2 separate regions of the Homo sapiens genome follow, and region 2 is linked to region 1. Evidence: chromatin loops called from intact Hi-C (ENCODE). Cell type or tissue: tibial artery. All regions are shown on one strand. Links, peaks and the distances in the headings refer to the core of each region. The heading gives the core; the rest is flanking DNA. Region 1 overlaps GGT5 (gamma-glutamyltransferase 5). Region 2 has its middle 14 kb from the start of ZNF280A.

What was found. A loop is a pair of places that touch in the nucleus more often than their neighbours do. Peaks named below come from ENCODE experiments on the same cell type or tissue, not always from the same donor. Only the 100,000 strongest peaks of a DNase experiment are listed, where the experiment ranks them.
Region 2: it touches region 1 in a loop (29-fold over the local background); 1 of 110 quality-filtered maps calls a loop at or near these places.

Annotation. Positions count from the first base shown.
Region 1 is chr22:24,212,411-24,228,372 of GRCh38, reverse strand. It overlaps GGT5 (gamma-glutamyltransferase 5), which reads left to right. Exons shown (of 12, transcript NM_004121.5): 7 at 1,606-1,742; 8 at 2,107-2,297; 9 at 2,721-2,827; 10 at 2,962-3,128; 11 at 3,267-3,377; 12 at 8,257-8,713. The coding sequence ends at 8,403. LOC124905090 (a long non-coding RNA gene) reads right to left here and starts at 14,785. Exons shown (of 2, transcript XR_007068023.1): 1 at 14,644-14,785; 2 at 11,943-13,147. RefSeq lists an enhancer at 14,218-14,744. In tibial artery, for the core only: no CTCF peak of the experiment used is centred there; a DNase peak (open chromatin) is centred at 8,459.
Region 2 is chr22:22,525,984-22,541,945 of GRCh38, reverse strand. It overlaps IGL. Among named protein-coding and RNA genes, the nearest start is that of ZNF280A, 14 kb to the right of the region's middle. In tibial artery, for the core only: no CTCF peak of the experiment used is centred there; no DNase peak of the experiment used is centred there.

The sequences.
Region 1 (15,962 bases), core at 7,050-9,549:
GATGTCTTTGCAGAAGTATTTTTTGTGTAAGATTGTGATGGCCTTCTTGTAAGGTTGTGAGCTGTTGTGTTTTTGAGGCAGGGTCTTGCTCTGTCACCTGGGCTGGAGTGCAGTGGCACTGTCAAGGCTCACTGCAGCCTCAACCTCCTGGACTCAAGCAATCCTCTCACCTCAGCCTCCCAAAGTTTTGGGATTACAGGCATGAGCCACTGCACCCAGCCGAGAACGGGGCACTTGTGCACGAGAGTCCTGTCTTCATGGCCTTTCCCTGGCTCTATTTTTCAGAGTTTTTTTTTTTTTGTTTTGTTTTTTTTTTTTTTTTTTGAGACAGAGTCTTGCTCTGTTTACTAGGCTGGAGTGCAGTGGTGCAATCCTGCCTCACTGCAACCTCCTCCTCCCGGGTTCAAGCAATTCTCCCTCCTCAGCCTCCCTAGTAGCTGGGGTTACAGGCACCCACCATCATGCCTGGATAATTTTTGTATTTTTGTAGAGATGGGGTTTCACCATGTTAGTCAGGCTGGTCTTGAACTCCTGACCTCAGCCTCGGCCTCCCAAAGTGCTGGGACTACAGGTGTGAGCCACTGTGGCTGGCTGCCGCTCTATTTTGAAAATTTTCACAGCCTCTTCCCACTTCCGGTGGCTGCCAGCATTCCTTGGCTTGTGGCTGCCTCACTCCAGTCTCTGTCTCCATGATCATACTGGTTTCTCCTCTGCTGTGTGTCCTCTCCTCTATGTGTCTGTCTTACAAGGACACTGTGGTCACATTCAGGGCACATCTAGATAATCCAGGATCATCTCCTCCTCTCAAAATCTTTAACGTACTTTAGGCCGGGTGTGGTGGCTCATGCCTGTAATCCCAGCACTTTGGGAGGCTAAGGAGGGTGGATCACTTGAGGTCAGGAGTTGGAGACCAGCCTGGCCAACACAGTAAAACACCATCTCTACTAAAAATACAAAAATTAGCCGGGCATGATGGCCTGTGCCTGAAGTCCTAGCTACTTGGGAGGCTGAGGCGGGAGAATCACTTCAACCCAGGAGGTGGAGATTGCAGTAAGCTGAGATCGTGCCACACACTCCAGCCTGGGTGACAGAACAAGACTTCCTCTCCAAAAAACACAAAAAAGGCGGGGCATGATGGCTTACGCCTGTAATCCTAGCACTTTGGGAGGCCAAGGCAGGCAGATCACTTGAGGCCAGGAGTTCAATACCAGCCTGAACAACATGGCGAAATCCTGTCTACTAAAAATACAAAAATAATTAGCTGTACGTGGTGGCGAACACATGTAGTCTCAGCTACTCAGGAGACTAAGGACCAAGAATCACTTGAACCCAGGAGGCAGAGATTGCAGTGAGCTGAGACTGCGCCATTGCACTCCAGCCTGGGCAATAGAGTGAGACTCTGTCTAAAAAAAAAAAAAAAAAAAAAAAAATCCTTAACTTACTTTTCCACTTAAGGTATTAGTCACTCTTGTGCTGTATAAGGTAATATCCACAGGTTTTGGGAATTAGGATGTGGGTGGATCTTTCTGTGGTGGGGGGTGGGGGCAACATTCAACCCATTACATAGGGTGACCCCAACCAACCTGTGCCCCAACCTCTCTCCAGGGTTCAACTTCTCAACAGAGTCTATGGCCAGGCCTGAAGGGAGGGTGAACGTGTACCACCACCTTGTAGAGACGCTCAAGTTTGCCAAGGGGCAGAGGTGGAGGCTGGGGGACCCTCGAAGCCACCCGAAGCTCCAGGTGAGGTTGCTGAGGTTGCTGGGCTGGTGGGCCGTCCTCCTCCCTGGCTCAGGACTTGGCATGAAATGAGGGTCAGGCCTGGTAGGGGGAAGTTGGAGGGATATGTATGTGGTTCTAGGCCAGGGCAGGACTGAAAGGGATCCCGGGGTGGCAGGTACAGGGGTCAGGTGCAGGAGTGGCACCATATCTCAAAGGACCTGGAGGGTGAGCAGAGTCTAGACCTAGCTGGGCTTGAGGGAGACCTGGCCACAAGGTAGAGGACAGACTGGAGGTGGCCCCCATGGGGGCTGATCTCATCCTGCCCTTGGTTCTGCGGATTCTGCCTGGCCCCTCACTGACCCTGCCACCTGCCCACCCACCCCAGAATGCCTCCCGGGACCTGCTGGGGGAGACCCTGGCCCAGCTCATCCGCCAACAGATCGATGGCCGGGGGGACCACCAGCTCAGCCACTACAGCTTGGCCGAGGCCTGGGGCCACGGGACAGGCACGTCCCATGTGTCTGTGCTGGGGGAGGATGGCAGCGCCGTGGCTGCCACCAGCACCATCAACACACCGTGCGTAGGGCCTGGGGGAAGGCGGATGGCTTCACTCCTCCTCTCCTAGACCTGCACACCCCCAGCCCCATGTCCCCTCACTTGTCCCCACGGGGCAGCACCTTGCTTTTGCCCTTTTTCTCCTCCTCTATTTCAAAAGAGGCCCCCACCCCTGACATCTCTGGCTGGAAAGGCTGCTGCTGGGGTGGCCCCGACCCAAGATTTACCTGGGAATGGGTAGCCTCACTCAGAAGGGTGCCCTGATGTGGGGGCACAGGTGGGTCTTTGGGGACCCCTCCTGGGTGGTGCCAGGGAGAGAATAGCGGCTTCAGCATGCTTCGGGGCAGCTGTAAAACGAGGGGGTCCTGCAAAGCGTGCAGGGTAAGTGGTGTCTGGTGGGAGCCCCGGGTCCTAGCCCAGGCTCTTCTGCCTCCACGGCTGCAGCTTTGGAGCGATGGTGTATTCACCACGGACAGGCATCATCCTCAACAACGAGCTCCTGGACTTATGCGAGCGATGCCCCCGGGGTTCCGGCACCACCCCCTCACCTGGTGAGAACAAAGCTTCCCACCCGGGGTCCACAAGGGCCCCCCACCAGGGGAGAGGAGGGAGGGGGCTGGGCTGGGGTTGCATGCTAACCCCTGGATGGGTCACTGCACTTGCCAAGACGCTGTTTGCTCAGCAGTGAGTGGAGACAGGGTGGGTGGAGCTCCCGGAAGGTGCTGGCCCCCAGTTCCAGGCGAGCGTTCCCCATCCTCCATGGTGCCCTCCATCTTGATCAACAAAGCCCAGGGGTCGAAGCTAGTGATTGGCGGGGCTGGCGGGGAGCTCATCATCTCTGCTGTGGCCCAGGTGAGTCTGGGGCTCCTGGCTCGAGTGTCTCCTCTCTGGGCAGCATACTGTCTGACTGTCTCTGGAGTGGGGATGTGAGGGCTGATGTAGGGTAGCAGGGTGCCCCCTTTCTCCCTGAAACCCTCATCTCTCCCCCAGGCCATCATGAGCAAGCTGTGGCTTGGCTTTGACCTGAGAGCGGCCATTGCAGCCCCCATCCTGCATGTCAACAGCAAGGGCTGTGTGGAGTACGAGCCCAACTTCAGCCAGGTGAGGCTGAGGTCCGAGCTGGATGCCTAGGGCAGAGCCCACTCCCCAAATCCGTGCTGCTCAAAGCCACCTGGGAGGAACTCAGTCACTGAGATTCTTAGGCCAGGTACACTTCAACTTTGGGGGCCATAGGAGTTGGGGACCTTGATGGGTGAGGCTGTCAGTGGCCTCCAGGCCAGTTCTGTGGCCTCCAAGACAGAGAGCAGGGTATTGTCTATGCTGCTCCCAGGCTGAGGATCTCAGCACCTTGGTCTCTGGTCTGTGGTTGATGCCATTTTTCAGAAGTGAGTTTTCCTGGCTGGGGCCTCTCAGACTCTCCCTCATGGTGACTTTTTCCTTGTGTGATTTGTAACTAATATTTGCAACTTTATTTGTGAAAGAGGTTGTTTTTCCTGTGACAGTCTGTAAAGTGATTTTCTTCTGGGGCACTAGGGCATTGGTGGTAATTTTTACTATATATATAATTTTTTTTTTTTTTGAGACAGCATCTCACTCTGTTGCCCAGGCTGGAGTGCAGTGTTGCGATCACAGCTCACTACAGCCTTGACATCCTGGGCTCAAGTGATCCTTCCTCCTCAGGCTCCCAAGGAACTAGGACTACAGGTGTGTGCCACCACACCTGGATAGTTTTTATTTTTTTGTTTTTCGTAGAAACAGGGTCTCTCACCATGTTGCCTAGGCTGGTCTTGAACTCCTGAGCTCAAGCAATCTTCCCGCCTTGGCCTCCCAAAATGCTGGGATTATAGGCGTGAGCCACCATGCCCAGCCTACAAACATTTTTTTTGATTCCCCACAGAAGCCCATGGTGCAGCTCCAGGGGCTGAATTCTTCTGGCTGACTCCCCCTCTATCCTTAGACAGAGACTCAGCTTCCTTGGAGCATCTTTGGGTTGATGGATGCCCTTTGTTAGGACCTATTTAAAAGATTGATAGTGGCCGGGCATGGTGGCTCATGCCTGTAATCCCAGCACTTTGGGAGGCCGAGGCGGGTGGATCACCTGAGGTCAGGACTTCCAGGCCAGCCTGGCCAACATGGTAAAACCCTGCCTCAACTAAAAATACAAAAATTAGCCAGGCGTGGTGGCACACACCTGTAATCCCAGCTACTCGGGAGGCTGAAGCAGGAGAAACACTTGAACCCAGGAGGTAGAGGTTGCAGTGAGCCAAGATCGTGACATTGCACTCCAGCCTGGGTGACAAGAACAAAACTCCATCTCAAAAAAAAAAAAAAAAAAAAAAAAAGATTGATAGCAGCTGAGGTTCCAGATCGTCAAAGCTGCCTCTCCTGTTATGAGACTTCTTCGGTCTCAAGTCCACCTTCCAAAGCCCTTAGAACCTGAGAACCATGGCCTTAGTCCAGGAACAGAGTGTAGTCCCAAGAGCCTTAGTTTTCAGACCTTGAGACTAAGGACCTCAGCCTGTTAGGCTCAAACTCTTGGAGTTTGCAGGCCTCCCTCCGCATGTAGGGTCCTTCGCATGACAGGAAGACCCTCTCAGGGCTCTCGGGTTCCAGGGATCTTAGATATGGAGGATTTCAAGATCCAGGGCACATCCTTTGGAGCCCTCCTCCCTTGACTCTTTTTTTATTTTTATTTTTTTAGACAGTCTCACTCTGTCACTCAGGCTGGAGTGCAGTGGCATGATCTTGCCTCACCACAACCTCCGCTTCCCAGGTTCAAGCAATTCTCCTGCCTCAGCCTCTGAGTAGCTGGGACTACACATGTGCGCCACCACACCTGGCTAATTTTTGTATTTTTAGTAAAGATGGGGTTTCCCCATGTTGGCCAGGCTGGTCTTGAGCTCCCAATCTCAAGTGATCTGTCCACCTTGGCCTCCCAAAGTGCTGGGCTTATAGGCATGAGCCACTGTGCCTGGCCCTCCCTTGACTCTTTTTTTTTCTTTTTTTTGAGACGGAGTCTCGCTCTGTTGCCCAGGCTGGCGTGCAGTGGCACGATCTTGGCTCACTGCAAGCTCTGCCTCCCGAGTTCACGCCATTCCCCTGCCTCATCCTCCCGCCTCATCCTCCCAAGTAGCTGGGACTACAGGCACCCACCACCACGCTCGGCTAATTTTTTGTATTTTTAGTAGAGACAGGGTTTCACCGTGTTAGCCAGGATGGTCTCGATCTCCTGACCTTGTGATCCGCCCGCCTTGGCCTCCCAAAGTGCTGGGATTATAGGCGTGAGCCACCGCGCCCGGCCCCTCCCTTGACTCTTGACTGAAGGACCTTTGTCTTTGTGAACATCAATTCTCAGGACCTTTCACCCTGGGGACGTGAAATGCTGAGAATTTGGGAGATGACAGTCTGGGGACTGGGATTAATGGAATCCAGTGACCCACAAACCTAAGGTTCTCAGCTCCCTTGGGGAGTTGGAATGTCAGCTATTCAGGTCTAGGGCTTTCCATGGAGTAAATCCTAAACTCTGGGTTGGAGACTTTAAGCCTCCAAGGACCTTCACAGCTAAGGCCCAGGGACTAGGGCGAGGAGAGTCTTTGATCCTCAGAGTCTTGGAGTTTGGCCAGTGGACTCTGAGGAATGGAGTCTCTGAGCACTGAAGGTCCAACTTTGGCTTCAGCAGTAAAGGATCTTGGCCTTCAAGTCTAAGGACAGTGGGCAATTAGTAGGTCAGGCATGGGGAACTCATAGCCAAACGTGCAGGGCTCCAAAGACCTCATTTGCCCTGTCAGCAGCTCAGGCCATGTGGCATCACCCGATGCATCTAGATGTCTCCGGAATCTCAGGCCCTGCAGGGTGAGGTTCTCGGGCCATTAGTTTTTTTTGTTTTGTTTTGTTTTGTTTTTTTGGCTTGTTGTTGTTGAGACAAAGTTTCACTCTGTCACCCAGGCTGGAGTGCAGTGGCGCGATCTCAGCTTATTGCAACCTCCACCTCCTGGGTTCAAGCAATTCTCATGTCTCAGCCTCCCAAGTAGCTGGGATTACAAGTGTGTGCCACCAAGCCTGGCTAATTTTTGTATTTTTAGCAGAAACAGCGTTTCTCCATGTTGGCCAGGCTGGTCTCAAACTCCTGACCTCAGGTGATCTGCCCACCTTGGCCTCCCAAAGTGCTGGGATTACAGGCATGACCACCGCGCCTGGCTAGGGAGCAGTGTTTTTAAGGACAACTTGGCGGGTTGGGGGAAGCCAATGAGCCAGGAGTGCTGATAGGTCAGGGATGAAATCATAGGGAGTTGGCTGCGCGCGGTGGCTCCCGCCTACAATCCCAGCACTTTGGGAGGCTGAGGTGGGTGGTTCACCTGAGGTCAGGAGACCAGCCTGGCCAACATGGCGAAAACCTGTCTCTACTAAAATTACAAAAATTAGCTGGGCAAAGTGGCAGGCATCTGTAATCCCAGCTACTGGGGAGGCTGAGGCAAGAGAATCACTTGAACCTGGGAGGGGAAGTTGCAGTGAGCCAAGGTCGTGCCATTGCACGCCAGCATGGGTGACAGAGCGGGACTCCATCTCAGAAACAGACACACACAAAAAACCCCTGGAAATCATAGAATCATAGGGAGTTGAAGCTTTCTTCTTGAGCTGAGTCCGTTCCTGGGTGGGGGCCACAAGGTCAGATGAGCCAGTTAATCGATCTGGATGGTGCCAGCTGATCCATCAAGTGCAGGGTCTGCAAAATTTCTCAAGCACTGATCTTAAGAGCAGTTTAGGGAGGGTCAGAATCTTTAGCCTTCAGCTGCGTGACTCCTAAACCATAATTTCTAATCTTGTGGCTAATGTGAGTCCTACGAAGGCAGTCTGGTGCCCAGGCAAGAAGGAAGTCTGCTTTGGGAAAGGGCTGTTACCGTCTTTGTTTTAAACTATAAACTAAGTTTCTCTCAAAGTTAGTTCAGCCTACACCCAGGAATGAGCAAGGACAACTGGGAGGTTAGAAGCAAGATGGAGTCGATTAAGTTAGATCTCTTTCCCTGTCTCAGTCATAATTTTGCAAAGGCGGTTTCAGTCTTGCTGTTTTGCCCAGGCTGGAGTGCAGTGTCATGATCAAAGCTCACTGCAGCCTCAAACTCCTAGCCTCAAGGGATCCTCCTGCTTCAGCCTCCTGAGTAGCTGGGACTATAAGCACAGGGCCACCACATCCGACTAATTTTTTCTTTTTTCTTTTCTTTTATTTTTTAATAAAGACGTGATCTTGCTACATTGCCCAGGCTGGTCTTGAACTCCTGAGCTCAAAAGATCCTCCTGCGCCGGCCTCCCAAAGTGCTGGGATTACAGGTGTGAGCCACCACGCCCAGCCCAATTTTTGATTTTCTTTTAGAGACGGTGTCTTGCTTTGTTGCCCTGGCTGTTCTCAAACTCCTGGCCTCAAGTGATCCTGCCACCTTGGCTCCCAAGTGGCTAAGACTGTAGGTATGTGCCACCACGCCTGGCTTTTTTTTATTTCTTATTTTTTATTTTTTAGAAACAGGATCTTGCTGCATTGCCCAGGCTGGTCTCAAACTCCTGGCCTCAAGTGATCCTCCTTCCTCAGCCTCCCAAATTGCTGGCATTACAGGTGTGAACCACTGTGTCTGGCCTCAGTGTCTAAATCTTGAGAAGCCACATCCTCCATCGAAGGCCCCCTGAACTCAGATTTGCACCTCAAGGCCCTGGTGTCCTTGGATCCAGAACAGACATGAACTTGCATTTGGAGGTCTTCGGGCCTGGGTGGTGTCCTTCGTACATAGTCCCTGGAGGCTGAGCTTGTCCTCTATGGGCCTTTGGATCTCTTCCATGCTCCCATCTGGTCCTCCCCTCTTCCTGTGTCTTCAGGCCCTCTTCCTCTCCGTCTTGCCTTTTGATCATTTTTCTCATTTCTTGCAGAGGCCTCTCCCTCCTGGAGATGGGCTGAGCTGCCCTCCCCTGTGAACCTGCTTTCTCTCCTCTCCAGGAGGTGCAGAGGGGACTCCAAGACCGTGGCCAGAACCAGACCCAGAGGCCCTTCTTCCTGAACGTGGTCCAGGCTGTGTCCCAGGAGGGGGCCTGTGTGTACGCCGTCTCGGACCTGAGGAAGAGTGGGGAGGCCGCAGGCTACTAAGACACTGCTCTGCCCAGAGCTGAAGTCTGGCCCCACCATGAGTCCTGTGTCCAGGCCGGACATGGCTGGGGGACCAACTACTCTGGCAGGATCTGGACCCCTGGCAGGGGAGTCCAGCTGAGAGTGGAAGAGGTGGCGGGGACCAGCTGGGCAGATGAGAGGCTGAGCCTCATCCCTAACCCCCTTTCCCAGAGCCCCTGGTGGTCCTGAACCGGCCCCTCTATCCCTCCGCAGGCCTCTTGCCTGGGGCCACTCTCCCACCCTCTCGATCTGTATATCCTCCAGTCCAAGATTAAAGAGGCGGACTGTGGCCTGATTCCATGGTTCTAAGTGGGGAGGGGACCCTCGGACAGTGCACAGAGGGGTGCATGCACCAGGCTCCTATGGCTCTCCACATTCCACCACCATGGAGGTGGGGAAACTGATGCTCGTGGACCAGCCGAACCTCAGCCAGGCCACCCCTGGACAGAGACAAGCACCACCTCTGCCTCCCAACACCTCACCACTCTGGTGGCCAGGACTCAGCAGCGTGACTGGCCCCAGACCTGAGAGCTGGTTAACTGAAAAATCACACAATTCACAAATTTGGAAAAGAGACTTTTTTCTTTCTTCTTTCCTTTCATTTTTTCTTTCTTTCTTTTTTCTTTGAGATGGGGTCTTGCTCTGTCATTCAGGCTGGAGTGCAGTGGTGCAATCACGGCTCACTGCACCCTCAACCTCCTGGGCTCAAGCCATCCTCCTGCCTCAGCCTCCCAAGTAGCTGGGACTACGGGTGTGCAACACCACACCTGGCCAATTTTTAAAATTTTTTTTGTAGAGACAGGGTCTCGCTATGTTGCCCAGGCTGGTCTTGAACTCCTGGTCTCAAGCCATCCTCCCTCCTCGGCCTTCCAAAGTGCTGGGATTAAGGTGTGAGCCACTATGCCCGACAAGACTTTCTTTTTTTTTTTTCCTTCAACTTGTGTTTTGAGTTCAGGGGCCCATACGTAGGATGTGCAAGTTTGTTACATAGATAAACATGTGCCTTGGTGGTTTGTTGCAGAGATCAACCCATCACCTAGGTATTAAGCTCAGCATCCATTAGCTATTCTTCCTGAAGCTCTCCCCCATCCCCCAACTTACTTTCTTTTTTTTTTTTTTTCTGTGAAACAAAGTCTCACTCTGTTGCCCAAGCTGGAGTGCAGTGGCAAAATCTCAGCTCACTGCAACTTCTGCCTCCCAGCTTCAAGCGATTCTCCTGCCTCAGCCTCCTGAGTAGCTGGGATTACAGGTGCGTGCCACCACACTCGGCTCATTTTGTATTTTTTGTGGAGATGGGGTTTCACCATGTAGCCAGGTTCATCTTGAAATCCTGACTTCAAGTGATCCGCCTGCCTTGTCCTCCCAAAGTGCTGGGATTACAGGTGTGAGCCACAGCGGCAACTTTATTTTTCATAAAGGGTTACAGACTGCAGGGTGGCCATCCGCCACTTTCAAAAGCATAGCCTCTGGCAGAGACCAGAGACAGGCACTTCTTTTTTTTTTCGAGATGGAGTCTCGCTCTCTTGCCCAGGCTGGAGTGCAGTGGCACGATCTCGGCTCACTGCAAGCTCCACCTCCCAGGTTCACGCCATTCTCCTGCCTCAGCCTCCCGAGTAGCTGGGACTGCAGGCGCCCGCCACCACGCCCGGCTAATTTTTTTTGTATTTTTAGTAGAGACGGGGTTTCACTGTGTTAGGCAGGATGGTCTCGATCTCCTGATCTCGTGATCCGGAGATAGGCACTTCTAAGGAGGAGAGGTTGGGGCAGGAGCTGTATGCTGAAGGGGTTGGCTAAACATACATATTCAACATGTTACAGGGAGAGCTATGAATATTCATGAAGGCAGTCTTGACACATGTGTATTGAACGAACATGCATGTAACATAGGACTCATGTTTGCTGTAGGATGAAGACGGTGGAGACTTAACATTAAAATGTATTACAAGGTCAGGCACGGTAGCTCACGCCTATAATCCTAGCACTTTGTGGAGCCGAGGCGGGTGGATCACATGAGGTCAGGAGTTCAAGAGCAGCCTGGCCAACATGGTGAAACCCCAACTCTACTAAAAATATAAAAATTAGCCGGGCACAGTGGCGGGCGCCTGTAATCCCAGCTACTCAGGAGGCCAAGGCAGAAGAATTGCTTGAACTCAGGAGGCGGAGGTTGCAGTGAGCCAAGATGGTGCCACTGGACTCCAGCCTGGGCAACAGAGTGAGACTCCATCTCAATAAAATAAATAAAATAAAATAAAATGTATTACAATTAGGCCCCATCTGTCAAAACATCTTTTCAGGGCCTGAAGGCCTGCAAGTGAGCAACTTCTGAAAACCAGCCAGAGCCAGTTCATGGTCAATGGTCTCTTATCAGGAGAAAGTTACTGAAATCAGTCTCTTGTCCAGTCGGAGCTGTAGTTATGCCTGGAAAAACAGGGGGTCAATAAGTTGGCATCCGTGAGCTGGATGAGCTGCAAAGTGTATTAATGTTGCTTCAGGCCGGTGCTTGTTGCTGCTGGAGGAAAAGGAAAGCCTCATTGCTGTTAGAACATAGTTTATTCTTTAAGTGCAGGGTCCATGAATTAACCCCTGCCTGGCTTGGCCTTGGGTCCTCTTTATAATTTGGTATCTTGTTGCCACAGAGTCTGTTCTGTCATTTTTTTTGAGACAGGGTCTGGCTCTGTCACCCAGGCTGGAATGCAGTGGCATGATCTTGGCTCACTGCAGCCTTCACCTCCCTGGCTTAAGCCATCTTCTCAACTCAGCCTCTCAGGTAGCTGGGACTACAGGCACAAACCACCATGCACGCTGCCGTGCTCAGCTAATTTTTTTTTTTTTGAGACAGGGTCTCACTTTATCACCCAGGCTGGTGTGGAGTGGTGCAGTCTCAGCCCACTGCAGCCTCGACCTCCTGGGCTCAAGCAATCCTCCCACCTCAGGCCCCCAAGTAGCTGGGAGTACAGGTGTGTGTCACCACATCCGGCTGATTTTTTGCTTTTTTTGTAAAGATGGGGTTTCACCATGTTGCCCAGGCTGGTCTCAAACTCCTGGCTTCAAGCAATCTTCCTGCTTCGGCCTCCCAAAGTGCTGGGATTACAGGTGTGAGTCACTGCGCTTGGTCCTCATCCATGTTTCGAATGAAATGATTCTTTGTTGTGGGGGGCTGTCCCCACACTGTAGGATGTTGAGCAGCATCCCGTGCCTCAGCCTGTGTGATGCAGTAGCACTCCCCACCGCACACACCCACTCATGACAACCAAAACTGTCTCAAGACAGTGCCACATCCCCCTGGTTGAGAATGGCCGCTCTAAACCAACAGGCCCCTAACTTCCATAAATAGCTTTGCCAGCTGCAGGGTGGGTACGTGGTGCTCTCTGGGGATCTCACTAGAGGGATCTGGGACTCCTGCGCCTCACTGGTTCCTAGGAACATCGGCTGTTCCTCCATCACCCCAAATGTGCCACAGAGGTTGTTTTAGTCTGCCTGGGCTGCCATAACAAAAATACTGGAAAGTGGGTGGCTTATAGCATTTTCCAGAAATTTATTGCTCACAGCTCTGGAGGCTGGGAAGTCCAAGATCAAGGTACTGGCAGATTTGATGTCCTGTGAGGGCCCATGTCCTCATACATGGCACCTTCTAACTGACATAGTGGAAGAAGCTAGCTAGCTCTCTGGGGTCTCTTTTATTTAATTACTTTAGAGACAGGGTCTCACTCTGTCACCAAGGCTGGAGTACAATGGCGTGATCATAGCTCACTCCTGTACCCAAGAGATCTTCCTGCCTCAGCCTCCTCAGTAGCTGGGACTGTAGGTGCAGCCCACTATGCCTGGCTTCTGGGGTCTCTTTTATAGGGCACTAATCCCATTCATGAGGGCTCTACCCTCATGACCTAACCACATCCCAAAGGCCCCACCTGCTAACGCTATCACATTGGTGATTAGCTTTCAACACGTGAATTTTGGGGGCATAGTGGGTCCACCTGGATGGTCCAGGATAATCTCCCCATCTCAAAAAATTGAATCACATCTTCAAAGTCACTTTTGCCATATAAGGTCTAATCTTGGGTTCTAGGGATTGGGATGTGGATATATTTGGAGGTTGTATGTGGGAGAGGGGCTGGATGGGGCTAATTCCTAATCTGGGCTTGACTGCATGGCTAGAAGAGGTGGTCTGGCAGACTAGGAGGAAGGTCTGGGAGCAAAACATGGCTCACTTTGAGATGAGGGGGCCAAGCCGGCCCACCACTTGGGCAGACCTGCCATCATCACCGACTCTCGTGGGCCGCTGTCAGAATTCAGGCAGATGCGAGACCACCAGCTTCTCCTGCGATCTGGCTTTGGGAGGCAGTGGAAGACAGATCTTTGAAAGCAGCACGGCTGGGTCAGGGGTCCAGGGAGCAGAACTGGTGGGTTTAGAGAGAAGGGAGTCTCTGGAGTGCTTCAGTGTGGTGGGATCCAGAGGCCGAACTCACACCGTCAGGGCCCTCCGTGTGGTAGCCTCCTGCTAGATAGGCTCCCAGGCCATGATCTCAATGGCTTCAGCTGAACTTCACGCCCTGCAGGGTGACAGAGCTTCTCTCCTTGCAGTTTAAACAAAGTCCCAGATCCAGCTCTCAATGGGGCCCCTCTGAGCAGTCTTCATGGGCAGGGGAGGGCTGAGGAGAAGTGGTTGGCTCAGGTCTGTGGGGCCACCTTGAGAGCTGTTGGTAGCAGCCACCTGTCCCAAACCCTGTGGACCAAAAAGGAAAAGGGAACCAAAGGAGGAGAAGGCTGCTAGGCACAAACCTCAGGTGCCCCACGGTGGGAACCTGGCTCTGTGCTCCCAGACCACACCTGCGCCTGGGCCGGGGTGCTGGGAGGCTGCCTGGAGCTTGCTTGGGAAGGCCTGGCCAGTCTCTCCCATCAGTGCCTCCCAGTGGCACCCAAAGAGCATGATAACTTTGTCCCTGTGTGTCGGGGAGAGGAAAAGGGGCTCCTGTTCCCCCCAGCAGGGGTGCAACCCTGGCTCTGTGGTGCCTGATTCTGACTCACCTGCAGAGTGAGGGTGCACTCCCTGGACCCTTGGCCACCCTGGGACTGCCACCCACCTGAGAAGGCTCATTCACTACTTGTGAACTGATGGATCTCCATGTCGGCTTTGGCCGAGCTGTTTGGAGTCTCAGACCCACATACCCGAGCAACCACCTCCAGAGCATCTGGACAAGGTGCACAGGCACCTTGGACTCAAAGTGCCAAATGGAAGTCGGCCCTGAGGCAGCTGGAAGCTCTGCGGTGCCTGCCTCGCCTCCCTCCTGCGCTACTCGTAGAACCCCCCTCTTCCCTCCAGCTGTGTGGTTCAGCCCTGACTCCACCTCCTTCTCTCTTTTCCATCTTTTTGCTGCTGGCACCACCACAGTCTACTCCCCACTCCTAATGCAATAAGCTTTGGAAAATGCACATCTGACCCTGCCTGGAGGTAGTGCAGAGACTTCCTTGGTTCCTGAGGCCCTGGAGGAAGCCCATTCCTCTCCCTCCCTGCTCATCCCACCCTGGGAGACTTGCCCAGGCCCTGCCCCTACATCCATTCTGCACCACCAGCAGTGCCAGCCAGTGTGCATTCCCAGCCCAGCCAGAGACTCTTACAGCTGGCTTTTGAAACATCTTGTTACACAGAGGAAATCAATACCAAAAGGGCGACATCTTCAACTAACACTGTAATCAATACAGATCTGACCCTTCAGGATACAGCTAATGCAGGGCTCGGAGGAAAATTCATTTGCTTAAATATTACATAAAAAATAAGAATCAAAATAAATAGGCCAGGTGCGGTGGCTCATGCCTGCAATCCCAGCACTTTGGGAGGCCAAGGCAGGTGGATTACTTGAGGTCAGAAGTTCAAGACCAGCCTGGCTAACATGGTGAAACCCCGTCTCTACTAAAAATACAAAAAAATTAGCCAGGTGTGGTGGCGGGCACCTGTGATCGCAGCTGATTGGGAGGCTGAGGGAGGATAATTGCTTGAACCTGGGAGGCAGAGGTTGCAGTGAGCTGAGATCGTGCCACTGCACTGCAGCCTGGGTGACAGAGCGAGACTCTGTCTCAAAAACAAACAGGCCAGGCGCTGTGGCTCATGCCTGTAACCCCAGCACTTTGGGAGGCCAAGGCAGGCGGATCACGAGGTCAGGAGTTCAAGACCAGCCTGGCCAGCATGGTGAAACCCCATCTCTACTAAAAAAAAAAAATTACCAGGCATGGTGGCGTGTGCCTGTAGTCCCAGGTACTCGGGAGGTTGAGGCAGGAGAATCGCTTGAACCCGGGAGGTGGAGGTTGCAATGAGCTGAGATCGTGCCACTGCACTCCAGCCTGGGTGACAGAACGAGACTCGGTCTGAAAAACAAACGAACAAACAAACCAACAAAAATAAATAAAGTATATTATTTAAGAAGTTAGTAAAGTAGGCTGGGCATGGTGGCTCACACTTGTAATCCCAACACTTTGGGAGGCTGAGGCAGGCCAATCATTTGACGTCAGGAGTTTGAGATCAGCCTGACCAACATGGTGAAATCCCATCTCTACTAAAAATACAAACATTAGCCAGGCATGGTGGCGGGCGCCTGTAATCCCATTTATTCAAGAGGCTGAGGCAGGAGAATCACCTGAACCCAGCAGGCAGAGGTTTCGGCGAGCCGAGATCATGCCACTTCACTACAACCTGGGCGACAGAGCGAGACTTCATCACAAAAAAAAAAAAAAAAAAAAGAATAAAAAAGTCAGTAAAGGAAAAATAAAGAAAGCGAAAGAACTCAGGAACAACTGAAGCAGAAACTGATAAATTTGAAATCAGAATAATAGGTCTTTGAAAAAAAAAAAGATAGGCTATTAGCTAGTGAATTGGTACAAATGAATACACAAAATAAGAAATGAGAATGAAGAAATAATCACATCTATAGGGGAACTTAAAAGATTACTCATCTTTATTTTAATAAATTTGAAAACTTGGACATAATAAAAGCCTTTCTAGGACAATATAAATGGAGTTGAGTTGCAATACTTAGGACATACTTAGGCTAAAAACAAATTGTCATTTATCTGACATTCAGATTTAATTGGGCATCCTATATTTTTATTTATTTATTTATTTATTTTTCTGAGATGGAGTCTCACTCTGTCACCTAGGCTGGAGTGCAGTGGTGCAATCTTGGCTCACTGCAACCTCCGCCTCCCAGGTTCAAGGGATTCTTGTGCCTCAGCCTCCCGAGTAAATGGGATTACAAGCACCCGCCACTGCATCTGGCTAATTTTTGTATTTTTAGTAGAGACAAGGTTTCACCACGTTGGCCAGGCTGGTCTCGAACTCCTAACCTCAAATGATCTGCCGGCCTCAGCTTCCCAAAGTGCTGGGATTACAGGTGTGAGCCACCGTGCCCGGCCGGCATCCTATATTTTTATATTCTAACTCTGGCAACCTTAAATATAAGTGACAAATGAAACCAAAAATAATGGGCAAAGGTCTAAACACATCAGTGATCATAAAAAGGAATTGAGAACATTGTCAGAACACTGTC
Region 2 (15,962 bases), core at 5,606-8,105, 1.7 Mb after region 1:
TTTTGAGACGGAGTCTCGCTCTGTCGCAGGCTGGAGTGCAGTGGCGTGATCTCGGCTCACTGCAAGCTCTGCCTCCCGGGTTCACGCCATTCTCCTGCCTCAGCCTCCCGAGTAGCTGGGACTACAGGTGCCTGCCACCACGTCTGGTTAGTTTTTTGTATTTTTAGTAGAGATGGGGTTTCACCACATTAGCCAGGATGGTCTGGATCTCCTGACCTCGTGATCTGCCTGCCTTGGCCTCCCAAAGTGGTGGGATTACACGTGTGAGCCACCGCGCCCGGCCCTATCAATCTATCTTTCTATCTATCTATCCATCTATCTATTCATCCATTCTATTGGTTCTGTCTTTCTGGAGAACCCTAATATACTCCTCCAGAAAATTATTATACTTAGACTAAGTGCTCACTCAGATACCAAGGCAACAAGTATTATAGCACCACCCAGAATCTCAAATACTGAGTGTCCCACTTGGATGACAGTGATCCTGACTGGACAATAATGGTTTACCATCCATTCTTTAGCTGTATTCAGTATTAGAAAATATTTTCTTGACTGGGTGCAGTGGCTGGTGCCTATAATCCCAACACTTTGGGAGGCTGGGGCAGGAGGATTGCTTAAGCCCAGGAGTTTGATTCCAGCCTGGGCAACATAGCAAGACCCCATCTCTACTAAAAATACAATAAAATAATTAGCCTGGAGTGGCTGGATTCGGTGGCTCACGCCTGTAATCCCAGCACTTTGGGAGGCTGAGGCGGGTGGATCACGAGGTCAGGAGACTGAGACCATCCTGGCTAACATGGTGAAACCCCATCTCTATTAAAAAAATACAAAAAAATACTAAAAAAATACGAAAAATTAGCCAGGTGTGGTGGTGGGCGTCTATAGTCCCAGCTACTTGGGAGGCTGAGGCAGGAGAATAGCGTGAACACGGGAGACGGAGCTTGCAGTGAGCAGAGATGGCGCCACTGCACTCCAGGCTGGGCAACAGAGCGAGACTCCGTCTCAAAAATAATAATAATAATAATTAACCTGGAGTGGTAGCACATGCCTATAGTCCCAGCTACTCAGGAGGCTGAGGTGGGAGGATTACTTGAACCCAAGAAATGGAAGCTACAGCGAGTTATGTCATACCAGTGCACTCCAAAAACTGCAGCCTGAGCTACAGAGCAAGATCCTGTCTCAAAAAAACTACTTTTCTTATTCATTGTGACATGAAGATTTTGTATAGAATATACTCAATATTTCAACATTGATTTCATTCTCTGAGAATGAAAAAAATCAAGCATTTGAAGCAGCCAGACGCCTGTTGATCGAGCCAGATGCACATTCAGCCTTCTTAATAGAACCTGGCTTATTTTGATAAAAGAGATGTTTAGACCTTCAAATGAGAAATTAGGGCAGTTTCTCCAGTTGAATGCTCCACATGTGATGCTGGCAATGATGTGTTATGGGCTGATTTGTGTCCTCCCAAAATTCATTTGTTGTAATTCTATCCCCCAGTAACCTCAGAATGTGACTTTATTTCCAGATAGGGCTTTTAAAGAAGCAGTTAAGATTAAAATGAAGTCATATGAAAGAGCCCTAATCCAAAATGACTGGTGTCCTTATAAGAAGAAAAAATTAGGACACGAACACACACAGAGGAATGATCATGTAAAGATATAGCAAGAAGGTGGCCATCTTGCAAGCCAAGGCCTCAGAAGAAACCAACCCTGCCAACACCTTGATCTTGGACTTCCAGCCTCCAGAATTGTGGGAAAATAAATTTCTGTTGGTTAAGCCACCCAATCTATGGTATTTTATTATGGTAGCTGGCAAACAAATATATGATGTTTACTGCAATCATTCAGATAATTTTGTGTATGTTCATTGCAGCACTAGTCACAGTAGCAAAGACATGGAATCAACCCAAATTTCCATCGACAGGCTGGTTAAAGAAAATGTGGTACTGACCAGGCGCAGTGACTCACGCCTGTAATCCCAACACTTTGGGAGGCCGAGGCGGGCAGATCACCTGAGGTAAGGAGATTGAGACCATCCTGGCTAATACGGTGAAACCCCGTCTCTACTAAAAACACAAAAAACTAGCCAGGCGTGGTGGTATGCGCCTGTAATCCCAGCTACTCGGGAGGCTGAGGCAGGAGAATCGCTTGAACCCGGGAGGCGGAGGTTGCAGTGAGCAGAGATCATGCCACTGTACTCCAGCTGGGCGACAGAGTGAGACTCCGTCTCAAAAAAAAAAAAAAAAAAAGAAAAGAAAAAAGAAAATCTGGTACATACACACCATGGAATACTATACATCCATAAGCTGGAAGCCATTATCCTCAGCAAACTAATGCAGGAACAGAAAACCAGACACCAGATGTTCTCACTTATAAGTGGAGAGCTTAACAATGAGAACACATGGATACAGGGAGGGGAACAACACACACTGGGGCCTTTTACGGGAGGGTAGGAGGGAGGTAGAGCGTTATGAAAAAGAGCTAATGCATATTGGGCTTAATACTTAGGTGATGAGTTGATAGCTGCAGCAAACCATCATGGCACATGTTTACTTACATAACAAACCTGCATATCCTGAACATGTACCCTGGAACTTAAAAAAATAAAGTAGAATAGAATAAAATTTTAAAAACTTGATTACATAAAAAAGAAAAAAACTCTGGTGGGCACCTTTCCCCTTGTGAGCCCAGCTTAATCCAGAGGGGAAACAAAACAGTTTAATACATAGAATTTGTTTTCTACAATGCACTGATGTGGTGGTGATAGTAACGAGTACCAAACGTAATAAGCACAACTGTATTAGCTATCTATTACTACATAACAAATTATCCCAAAACTTAGTGGCTTAACAACAATAAATCATTATTACTTCAAAGTTACTGCAGCTTAGCTGTGTGGTTCTGGCTCAGAGACTCTTATGAGGTTATACTCAAAATGTTGGCTTGGCCAACTTGGGAGGCGGATCCTCTTCCAAGATGGCTCTTTCACTTGGCTGTTGGCAGGAAGCCTCAGTTCCTTACCACATGGACCTCTCCATAGGGCCGCTTGAATGCTATGACATAAATAACAGTTGTCTGGTTTCCACCAGAGCAGGTGATTCAAGAGGGCAAGGCAAAATGTTTTTTGTGACCTGGTCTTGGAAATCACACGTCATTATTTCCCAGTATCCTGGTGGTGCCCTGCTCATTGTGACAGCACAAAATAAAAGTGTGGGGACACCATGAGGAAGGGATCATTGGGGGCACAAAATGTTTTGCATGCTTTATTTTTACAACAATCCAGGGAGGTAGTTACCATTTGCCTTTGTGCCCTAGAAATTGGCATTATATCTGGCAAATACTAAGTGCGTAAGAATTTTTGTTGTTGTTGTACAGATGGGGTCTCTTTATGTTGCACAGGCTGGTCTTGAACTCCTGGCCTCAAGGGATCCTCCTGCCTTGCCCTCCCAAAGTGCTGGGATTACTGGGACGCAGTCACTGCACTGCTGCAGCTTTGGCCCCCGGGCTCAAGCAATCCTCCCATCTCAGCCTATCAAGTAGCTGAGTCCACAGGTGTGCACCGCTATTCCCCCCTCATTTTTTATGTATTTTTTGTACAGATGGGGTCTCACTATGTTGCCCAGGCTGGCCTCAAACTCCTGGCACTGTTCTAGGAATTCTATATATTTTATTCCATTTAATCAAATCCTGAGAGAGTATGCATTTATTATTATATTCCTAGTACAGATTTTTTTAAAATGGAGGTGTTAATAAACTTGCCCAAAGTCATACAGTTAATAACATCCAGGATTTGGACCCAGGCAGAGTGAATATAGATCCTAAACTCTTTTTTTTTTTTTTTTGAGACAGAGTTTTACTCTTGTTGCCTGTTGCCCAGGCTGGAGTGCAATGGCACGATCTCGGCTCACCGCAACCTCTCCCTTGCGGGTTCAAGCGATTCTCCTGCCTCAGACTTCCCAAGTAGCTGGGATTACAGGCATGTGCCACCACACCTGGCACATTTTGTATTTTTAGTAGAGATGGGGTTTCTCCATGTTGTTCAGGCTGGTCTTGAACTCCTGACCTCAGGATCTGCCCGCCTTGGCCTCCCAAACTGCTGGGATTATAGGCGTGAGCCACCGTGCCCAGCCAATCCTAAACTCTTAATCACTCGGGTACATGTCTGAAAAAACTTTCGGTGGGCTGGGTGTGGTGGCTCACACCTACAATGCCAGCACTTTGGGAGGCTGAGGCAAGAGGATCTTTTGAGGTCAGGAGTTTGAGACCAGCCTGGGCAACATTAAAAAAAAAAAGTAGTAGCCAGTCATGGTGGCGCACACCTGTAGTAGTCCCAGCTACTTGAAAAACTAAGGTGGGAGGATCGTTTGAGCCAGGGAGTTCGAGGCAGCAGTGAGCCATGAGAGCAGCACTGCACTCCAGTCTGGGTGACAGAGTGAGACTTTATCTCAAAAAAAAATTTTTTTTCTGACAAGAGGCTAAATAAATAAATAGTAAAACAAGAATCACGTAATTAGATAACACAGTGTCTTAGTCCGTTGTCTGTTGCTTACAACAAAATATCTGAAACTGCGTAGTTTATAAAGAAAATGAATTTCTCACAGTTATGGAGGCTGGGAAGCCCAAAGTAGAGGGGGCATGCCTGGTAAAAGCCTTCTTACCTGGTTGGGGGTCTCTGCAGCATCCTGATGCCACAGAGGGCATCTCATGAAGGAGGCTGAGCATGTTGGCTCAGGTCTCTCTTCTCTTCTTATAAAGCCACCAGCTCCCCTTCCATGATAAGCCATTAACCCATCAACCCATTAATCCACGAATGGATTAATTCATTCATGAAGGCAGAGCCCTCATGATTCAATCACCTCTTAAAGGCCCCACCTTTCAATAGTCCCACATTGGAAATTAAGTTTCCCACACATGAGATTTGGAGTCTGCATTCAAACCACAGCACACAGATATGTCAGAATAGTATCCTTTGGCATTTATTGATAAGTTGCTTTGACTTTTGGGTTTGGAGCACTCAAGGCTTTGTGTTAATGAAACATCTCATGCTTGCCTTTGCAGTTTCAACCCACATCCTACTCAGAAGATAAGATGCATTACTGTTTGCTTCCGAATATTTAAACATAAAATCTTAATAATCAATCCCCTTTATAAATTTATCTCCATTCAAATTAAAATAAGTCAGTAAAATTATGTTAATAAATCACAATTTTAATACGGAGTATGTGAATAATAAACACCCATTTACATAAAAAGGTAGGGGAAGGTAAGTGTATGTAGACGCAGAGAATATATATTGAAGGACACATCAGAAATTCTACACAGCCATTTATTTTGGGAATAGAGACAGGTAACTGTGATCTGGGGCAGAAGGGAAATTTACTTTACAATTATTAGATGAATTTTGGCCGGGTGCGGTGTCTCACGCCTGTAATCACAGCACCTCGGGAGGCTGAGGCAGGGGATCACTTGAAGTCAGGAGTTCAAGACCAACCTGGCCAACATTGTGAAACCCTGTCTCTACTAAAAATACAAAAATGAGCTGGGTGTGCTGGCACGTGACTGTAGTCCCAGCTACTTGGGAGGCAGAGGTGAGAGAATTGCTTGAACCCGGGGGGTGAAGGTTGCAGTGAGCCGAGATGGCACCATTGCACTCCAGCCTGGGTGGGCAACAGAGCAAGACTTCATATAAAAAAAATTTTAAAATGGATAATTTTTTTGTGTGTTTGATTTTATTGTTAGCTCTATTTAAGGATTACTTTTAATTAAAAGGTAGTTTTTTGTTTGCTTGTTTATTGCAACCCAGAAAAAACACTTCCAAACTAAGTTTGGGGAGATGCTCCCAAAGGTAGTTTTTAAGAAACAATGGAATAACCCTGAATACATTGTAAAAATATGCTTTTAGACCACTAATCTCTCCTGAGTGTTTTAGTTTGTTTTGTTTTTATTATTATTATTAGTAGTAGTAGTAGTATTTTGAGGCTGGGTCTCACTCTGTCACCCAGGTTGGAGTGCTATGGTGCAACCTTGGCTCACTGCAACCTCTGCCTCCCAGGCTGAAGCAATCCTCCTACCTCAGCCTCCTGAGTAGTTGGGACCACAGGCACGTGCCACCACACCTGGCTAGTTTTTCTATTTTTTGTAGACATGGGATTTTTATCATGTCGCCCAGGCTGGTCTCGAACTCCTGAGCTCAGGCAATCCTCCCAAAGTGCTTGGATTGCAGGTGTGAGCCACCATGCCTGGCCTTGTTTTTTATTATTATTATTATTATTATACTTTAGGTTATGGGATACATGTGCAGAACGTGCAGGTTTGTTACATAGGTATACACGTGCCATGGTGGTTTGCTGCAGCCTTGTTTTTAAATTAATAAAAACTTGTACGAAATAAGGTATTTATTCAATAGCTGATAGTAATGCATTCCTAATCACTGAAGAGACACATGCAATTTCAGGATTTCAGTGTTAGATATAACTTGGAGTTTTTCTCCTCTACTCCGATGATTCATTACTGTTACTTGGAGTTTTTTCCTTAATCCACCTGGTAGTGACTGAGCATTTACCCAAAGCCTCAGTCTCCTCCAGCCTTGCAGTGGTAAAACTCAGCTAAATCACTTGACCCAGCAGAGTACATTTCTGTCACCGGTTCTCCAGTCTTCTTCCTTGCAGTACCCATTAAAGTTGGAGGCTGCCTCTGACCACCCCTTTTTTTTCTTGACAGAAGGAGCTAGGGATAACATGGGTCGCCATAATTTGTCATCTAAGAATGTCCTAGGCAGCCACAAAAAAGAATGAAGTCATGTCCTTCGCAGCAACATGGATAAAGCTTGAGGCCGCTATCCTAAGTGAACCAACTCAGCAACAGAAAACCAAATACTGCATGTTCTCACCTACATGTTGGAGGTAAACAACGGGTACACATGGGACTCCCGGAGGAAGAAGGAAGAGAGCACGTAGTTTCCTGAGCCCAGCCTGCTGCCTGGGAGTATCCCCATATTGACTGGTAAGAGGTGGCTCCAAGACCCCAATCCCAATTTTGGCTTTCCTAAAGTCAGAACTAGACATTCCTCTCCCTGGCTTCAGGGAGCCCACATGTCCAAGGCTCATAGTGTAGACCATCTAGAAGTGGAGAAAACTGAATAATAATAGACTCCCCTTTTTAAATTCTCCCTCTACTCACATTACTGGCTACAGGCCCAAAGCCTAACTGAAAAGTTTGTCTTCTCTCCACTCAGTCTGCAGAAAGCATCTTGTCCTTCTCCATGGAAACCACCTTGGGTAAGTAGCAATCTCGCCCCAGCAGACCTGCCCAGCATCTGTAGACCATGTTGAACTTACGCCCTCTGCTTCTTCATAACTTCACATTGTATGGTCTTTTTTTATATTAGGCCATCAGCTTTCAGACCATTCTAATATACAGTTATCATTTGTTTTTATTATTTTCTTACCTATACCAGACAGAACACAGATATTTCCCTAGCTTTTGAAACAGTGTGAAAATTGATCTCTCTCCGTCCTCAAGGTTTTGTCCCTCACAGTTTAGGAGAGAAATCAAGGGAGTTGGGGCCAGAAAGAGAATTGAGAGGGAGTCTCTACCAGCACTGGTCTCTAGGAAATACCCCAAAGTGGGAGAAAGCTGTTTCTTGGAAAATCAGGGTAGATTGGTACAATAAAAAAAAAAAAACCCTTGGACAAGTGTGGGGGCCTCATACCTATAATCCCAGTACTTTCAGAGGCAGAGACAGGAAAATCAACTGACGCCAGGAGTTTGGGAACAGCCAAGGCAAAAGAGTGAGACTCCCATCTCTGAAAAAAAAAAAAAAGAAAAAAAATTTTGCCAGGCATAGTGGCACGTTCCTATAGTCCACCTACTTGGGAGGCTGAGGTGGGAGGATTGTTTGAGCTCAGAAATCGAGGCTGCAGTGAACTGTGATCACACCATGGCACTACAGCCTAGGCAACAGAGCAATACCCCAATTCCGGAAAAAAAAAAAAAAGAAAGAAAGAAAAAGAAACCCCCACTAAGGGCATTTGTTTGTGTCCCGGAGTCACCTGGGAGTTGAGCTATCCCTGCACACCCCCTACCTATGCATGAGGTGGCTCTCATTTTGCAGAGTGTATTAGTTTGATATTGCTGCCATAACATACAGAATGGGCAGCTTAAACAACAGATGTCTATTTTCTCACCACTCTGGAGGCTGGAAGTCAGAGATCAAGGTGTTGGCAGGTTTGGTTTCTTGCAAGGCCTTCTCTCTGTTGCTTGCAACTGACCTTTCCTTTATGTGTTTGCATCCCTGGTGTCTGCCTGTGTCTCCATGTTTCCTCCTCTTATAAGGGTATTGTCAGATAGAATCAGAGCCAACCATAATGGCCTCATGACCTCTTTAAAGGCCTTATCTCCAAATATGGTTGCATTCTGAGGTACCAGGGGTTAGCATTTCAACATAGGAATTGAGGGGAGCACAATTCAGCCCATCATAGAGATTGATGGTGAGGGCTTCATTCACACCGGGTGCTTTACTTGGTGACAGCTGAGCAGGGGCCAGGGCCATCAAGAGCAGTGGTTTTCCAGCCATGCTGCTCATTAGACATCTGGGAGCTTTCATAATACATACTCCTGGGTCCCACCTCTGGAAATACCGATTTAATTTGTCTGGGTTAAGAATCAAATGAATAGCCAGGTGTGGTGGTCCACTTTTGTGGTTCCCACTACTTGGGACCCTGAGGTGGGAGGATCGCTTGAGCCCGGGAGGTTGAGGCTACAGTGAGCTGTCATTGCACCCTAGAGCCTGGCAGTAGAGCAAGAGCCTGTCTTAAAAAAACAAAACACGGCTGGGTGTGGTGGCTCACACCTGTAATCCCAGCACTTTGGGAGGCCGAGGCAGGCTGATCATGAGGTCAGGAGATTGAGACCATCCTGGCTAACACCGTGAAACCCCGTCTCTACTAAAAATACCAAAAAAAAAAAAAAATTAGCTGGGCATGGTGGCAGGTGCCTGTAGTCCCAGCTACTAGGGAGGCTGAGGCAGGAGAATATGGTGAACCCGGGAGGCGGAGCTTGCAGTCAGCCGAGATCTTGCCACTGCACTCCAGTCTGGGGGACAGAGCAAGACTCCGTCTCAAAACACACACACACACAGACACACACACACACACACACAGACACACACACACACACACACACAGTTTGGGAGGCCAAGGCAGGAGGATTGCTTGAGCCCAGGAGTTGGAGATCAGCCCGGGTAACATGGTGAAATCCCATCTCTACGAAAGATACAAAAATTAGCCGGGCGTGGTGGCATATGCCTGCAGGTCCCAGCTACTGGGGAGCCCTGGAAGATTGAGGCTGCAGTGAGCTGTGATCACGCCACTGCATGGTGATAGAGTGAGACCCTGTCTCAAAAAATAAAATATAAATAAATAAAAATAATCTGAAAACAGTGAAAGAAAAGCCTTCTCCTGTGAAGTGGGAGGTGGAAAAAAGGTACTTCCCCTCAACCCTCACCACTAGCTTTTTGTCAGGTGGAGGGCACATGGATCCATTCAGGATCTGAAAAGGGACTACTCTAAGTTTTAATCTAACTGACCTGGGGTAGGGTTGGGCAGTTTGAATCTGTAGCACGATGAGAACCACAAGCTTAAACGTCTTAGATTAGTTGACTTGCTGAACAATATACAGCCGGCCCTCCACACCTCATGAGTTCCTCATCTGAGGATTCAACCAACAGTGGATTGAAAATACTTCAAAAAATAATAATAACAATTCAACAATTAAAAATAATACAAATTTAAAAACAATACAATATGACAACTATTTACATAGCATTTACATTGTTGTAGGTATTGCCGGGCTCAGTGGCTAGCACCTGTAATCCCAGCACTTTGGGAGGCTGAGGCCAGAGGATTGCTTGAGCCTAGGAGTTCAAGACCAGCCTGGACAATACAGTGAGAACTCGTCTCTTCCAAAAAAGAGAGAGAAAAAAAAAAAAAAAGGCTAGCCGGGCATGGTGGCTTATGCTTGTAGTCCTAGATACTCAGGAGGCTGAGGTGGGAGGATCACTTGAGCTCAAGAGGTCAAGGCTGGAATGAGCCATGATCGTGCCACTGCACTCCTGCCTAGGGGACAGAGTGAGTCTCTGTCTCAAAACAACAACTATAATACATTGTCCTAAGTATTATAAGTAATCTAGGGATGATCTAAAGTATATGGGAGGGTGGCAGGGCATGGTGGCTCATGATTGTAGTCCCAGCTACTTGGGAGGTTGAGGTAGGAGAATTGCTTGAACTCGGGAGGTGGAGGTTGCAAGGAGCTGAAATTATGCCATTGCACTCCAGCCTGGATGACAGAGAGAGACTCCATCTCCAAAAATAAATAAATAAATAAATAAATAAATAAATAAATAAATAAAAATAAAGTATATGGGAGGATGTGTGTTGGTTATATGCAAATCCTAGGCCATTTTATTTATTTATTTATTTATTTTGAGATGGAGTCTCACTCTGTCGCCCAGGCTGGAGTGCAGTGGCACGATCTCAGCTCACTGCAAGCTCCGCCTCCCGGGTTCACCGTATTCTCCTGCCTTAGCCTGCCGAGTAGCTAGGACTACAGGTGCCCACCACCACATCCAGCTAATTTTTTCTGTTTTTTAGTAGAGATGGGGTTTCACTGTGTTAGCCAGGATGGTCTCGATCTCCTGACCTCGTGATCTGCCCACCTCAGCCTCCCAAAGTGCTGGGATTACAGGCGTGAGCCACGGCACCCGGCCATCCTAGGCCATTTTATATAAGAGGTTCGAGTATCCAAGGATGCTGGTATTCAATCCCCTTCAGATAGTGAGGGATGTCTATACTAAAATACTATACTAAAATATTTGGGATGAAGATGACAGTTGGGATAACTCTTAGATTAAGCTGCTGCAATCACTAGAGACACTTCCGTGGGCAGTTAGGGACCACATCATTCTGCATGTGCCCCTCGCCTTAAGTTCTGCATGTGCCACTCACCTTAAGTTCAGAAACTAGTGAAGTGTAAAATACACATCTCATTAAGCCAGATTGGGGTACAGGCAATTCACAGTTCAAATCAACACACAGATGTGCTTTATTTGGCTTCATTATGCTTTAAAACTTAAAAATATATACTTTCTGGCACTTTAAAATTGAGAGACAACATAAAAATTTAAATTTCCAGTGTTGCTTGGAAAATAGATCAGCAACACCAGCATTGCCATCAGGCAGAAATCAGATAAAATTGAGTAGTACCATTAACATCCTTGAAAGACTGTTGCATGCTTCTATTTTCCAAGGGCTCATTTCTCTTTTACCCTATGCTGCAAATGTGTTTGATGCTCGGCCCTTATAAGCATTTGACTTTAAGAATTCTGTTCCTAGTTTTTTAAAATCCAGTATAAAAAGAAAAAAAAAAAAGCTGGGCCTGTTGTCTCACCCCTATAATTGCAACACTTTGGGGGCCCAAGGCGAGTGGATCACCTGAGGTCAGGAGTTCCAGACCAGCCTGGACAACATGGCAAACCCTGTCTTTACTAAAAATACAAAAATTAGCCAGGCATGGGGGCGGGCGCCTGTAATCCCAGCTACTCGGGAGGCTGAGGCAGGAGAATCACTTGAACCCGGGAGGTGGAGTTTGCAGTGAGCTGAGATCGCACCACTGCACTCTAGCCTGCGCCACAGAGTGAGACTTCATCTCATAAAAAAAAAAAAAAAAGAAAGAAAGAAAGAAAAAAGAGAAATTAAAATACATTTTTAGGAAAAAAAAGTAAGAGTATTTTCTTTTCTTTTTTTTTTTTTTTTTGAGACGGAGTCTCACTCTGTTGCCCAGGCTAGAGTGCAGTGGTGCGATCTCAGCTCACTGCAAGCTCCGCCTCCCGGGTTCATGCCATTCTCCTGCCTCACCCTCCCAAGTAGCTGGGACTACAGGTGCCCGCCATCATGCCCGGCTAATTTTTTTTTTTTGTATTTGTAGTAGAGACAGGGTTTCACCATGTTAGCCAGGATGGTCTTGATCTCCTGACCTCGTGATCCGCCCGCCTTGGCCTTTCAAAGTGCTGGGATTACAGGCGTGAGCCACCACGCCTGGCCAGTAACAGAATATTTTCTAAACTCTTAGAAGTGTGAAAGTTGTCAGAATCAAAATGGAGCCACTAATGTTAAAACAACAACAACAACAAAGCAAAACTTGACAAACAGAGCCTGGGAAGGCCATGAAGAGAGTGTTTTCACGCTTGCATACCTGATAACAAAAACAATGACAAAAGACTCTACAGAAACAACCTTGTACAAAGGACATCGCAACCTTAAGCAAAAAATACTTCCATAAGGGCATCTGCCCAGCAACTGCCTCTCCAACCTTGGACTAGCGTCACCCTTGCTATTGATCTTTGTAGTCAAGGAAAATTATCTCAAAACAATTATGTAATCCTTCTTATCCTTCCTTTAAAAACCTTTGTCTTCCTTTACCTCCCCAAATGCACACATAGGGGCATACATATTTTCATTGCAATGCTCTATTGCCAAACACACATCATTTTCTTTTAAAGAGCTTCTCTCTGTTATTAGGTTGACGTAAGAATGTGCACGCGTTTTGGCTGGGCGTAGTGGCTCATGCCTGTAAACCCAGCACTGTGGAAGGTGGGAGGATCTATTGAGCCCAGAAGTTCAAGCCTGCAGTGAGCCATGATTATGCCACTGCACTCCAGGGTGGAAGACAGAGGAAGGCCCTCTCTCAAAAAACAAACAAACAAAATGTTAGCCTCACAAAGAACCTCTACTGGGGCAGTGTGGAGGGGAAATGTGGGGTTGGAGCTGCCACACAGAGTCCCCACTGGGGCACTACCTAGTGGAGCTGTAGTGGATCCACCCATAGCTTGCACCCTGTGCCTGGAAAAGCCTCAGGCACTCAATGCCAGCCCATGAGAGTAGTGGCAGGGGCTGAACCCCGCATAGCCACAGGGGTGGGGCTGAACCCCGCAAAGCCACAGGGATGGAGCTGCCTAGGGCCTTGGGAGCCCACCCTTTGCATCAGTGTGTCCTGGATGTGGGACATGGAGTCAAAGGAGATTATTATGGAGCTTTAAGATTTAACAACAGCCCTGCTGGGTTTCAGAATTGCATGGGGCCTGTAGCCCCTTTCTTTTAGCTGATTTCTCCCTTGGGAATGGGAATGTTTACCTAATGGTTGTATCCCCGTTGTATCTTGGAAGTAACTAACTTATTTTTTATTTTATAGGCTCATATGTGGAAGAGTCTTGCCTTGTCTTAGATAAGACTTTGAACTTTTGAGTTAATGCTGGAATAAGTTAAGACTTCGGGGGATTATTGGGAAGGCATGATTGTATTTTGACATACGAGAAGGACATGAGATTTGAGCGGGTCCGGGGCAGAATAATATAGTTTGGATGTGTTTGCCCACGGAAATCTCATATTGAAATGTAATTCCCACTGTTGGAGGTGGGGCCTGGCGAGAGGCCACTGGATCCTGGGTGTGATTTCTCATGAATGGTTTAGCACCCATCCCCCTGGGTACTATTCTCCCAATAGTGAGTGAGTTCTCAGTGATCTGGTTGTTTAAAAGTGTGTAGCACCTCCCCTCTTGCTCTGTCGTTCCTGTTTTCACCATGCGACATGACTGCTCCCCTTCACCCTCTGTCATGATTGTAAGCTGCCTGCGGCCTCCCCACAAGTAGATGCCACTATGCTTCCTGTACAGCCCACAGAACTGTAAGCCAATTAAACATCTTGATAAATTACCCAGTCTCAGGTATTTCTTTATAACAATGCAAGAATGACCTAATACATTTAGACTTAGGAGAGATTCTTGTACTTGTCTTACAATAAGAATGATGGGATTTAAAAATATAAATAGGCCAGGCACAGTGGCTCATGCCTGTAATCCAAGCACTTGGGAGGTCAAGGCAGGAGGATCACTTGAATCCAGGAATTGGTGACCAGCTTGGGCAATATAGCGAGACACCATCTGTACAAAAAATTTAATTAAAAAAAATTAAAGTGAGACACTGTGTATTTGTCTCTGTATGTCTGGCTTATTTCACTTAACATAATGCCAACTGGGTTTATCTATATTGTTGCAAATAACAGAATTTCCTTTGATTCTAAGGCTGAATAGTCACCAGGTATGGTGGCTCTTGCCTGTAAGCCTAGCAGTTTGGGAGGCTGTATTAGTCCATTTTCACACTGCTGATAAAGACATACCTGAGCCTGGGTAATTTATAAAGAAAAATAAATTTGATGGACTTGGAGTTCCACGTAGCTGGGGAGGCCTCACAATCATGGTGGAAGGCAAAAGACACATCTTATATGGCAGCAGGCAAGAGAGAATGAGAGCCAAGTGAAAGGGGGAAACCCCTTAGAAAACCATCAGATCTCATGAGACTTACTCACTATCATGAGAACAGTATGGGGGAAACCTCCCTCATGACTCAGCTATCTCCCACTGGGTCCCTCCTACAACACGTGGGAATTACGGGAGCTACAATTCAAAATGAGCTTTGGGTGGGGACACAGCCAAACCATGTCAGAGGCCGAGGCAGGAGGATCACTTGAGTATAGTATATATAAAAATATAAAATGAAGGAAGGGGCCGGGAACAAGGGCTCACACCTGTAATCCTAGCACTTTGGGTGGCCGAGATGGGCAGATCACCTGAGGTCAGGAGTTCAAGATCAGCCTGGCCAACATGGTGAAACCCCATCTCTACTAAAAATACAAAAAATTAGCCGAGCGTGGTGGTATGCACCTATAATTCCAGCTACTGGGGAGGTTGAGGCAGGAGAATCACTTGAACCTGGGTGGCAGAGGTTGCAGTGAGCCGAGACTGCGCCACTGCACTCCAGCCTAGAAGACAGAGTGAGACCCTGTCTCAAAAAATAAAAATAAAAATAAAAATAAATAAAATTAAATGAAAGAAGAATCCCTGGCATGGCACTAAATTTAAATGGAAATATGAGTACACTGTATTTTCTAGGTCTGTCTACTGAAGCAATAACAATTGAGCATACTTAGTGCCCAGATCTTCAATGTTTTTTTAAAATTTTGATTGACAGATGACAATTTGTATATATTTTATGATGTACATGATAAATATATGTGCACACATTGTGTAATGATTAAATCAAGCCAATTAACATATCAATCAAGCCAATTAATATAGCAATCACCTCATATTTATAATTTTGTGATGAGAACATTCAAAATCTACTCACTCAGCAATTTTAAAATATACTATACATTATTATTAATTATAGTCACCATGCTGTAAGACTATATGTTAGGTCTCCAAAACTAATAATTCCTCCTGTTTAACCGAAACTTTGTACCTTTTAGCCTATTCTCCCCATCCTCTACCCGTCCTGACCCTAATAACTACCATTTTACTCTCTGCTTCTGTGAGTTTAACTTTTTTAGATTCCACCTATAAGTGAGACACTGTGTATTGGTCTCTCTATGTCTGACTTATTTCACTTAACATAATGTCATCCAGGTTTATCCATGTTGTTGCAAATAACAGAACTTCCTTTGATTTTAAGGCTGAATTTTAAGGCTGAATAGTGGTAAGGCATGGTGGCTTTTGCCTGTCATCCTAGCACTTTGGGAGGCCAAGGCGGGAGGATCACTTGAGTACAGGCATTTGTGACCAGCCTGGGCAACAAAGTGAGACCTTGTCCCTACAGAAATTTGTTTTTTAATTAGCCAGGTGTTGGTGGCATGCACTTGTGGTCCCAGTTACTTTGGAGGCTGAGGTGGGAGGATTGCTTGAATTCAGGAGTTCAAGGCGGCAGTGAGTTATGATCGTCGTGCCACTGCACTCCAGCCTGGGTGACAGAGGAAGATATTGTTTCAAAAAAAAAAAAAAGAAAGAAAGGCTGAATACCATTTTATTGTGTATACATACCACACTATCTTTATCCATTCATCATGAACACTT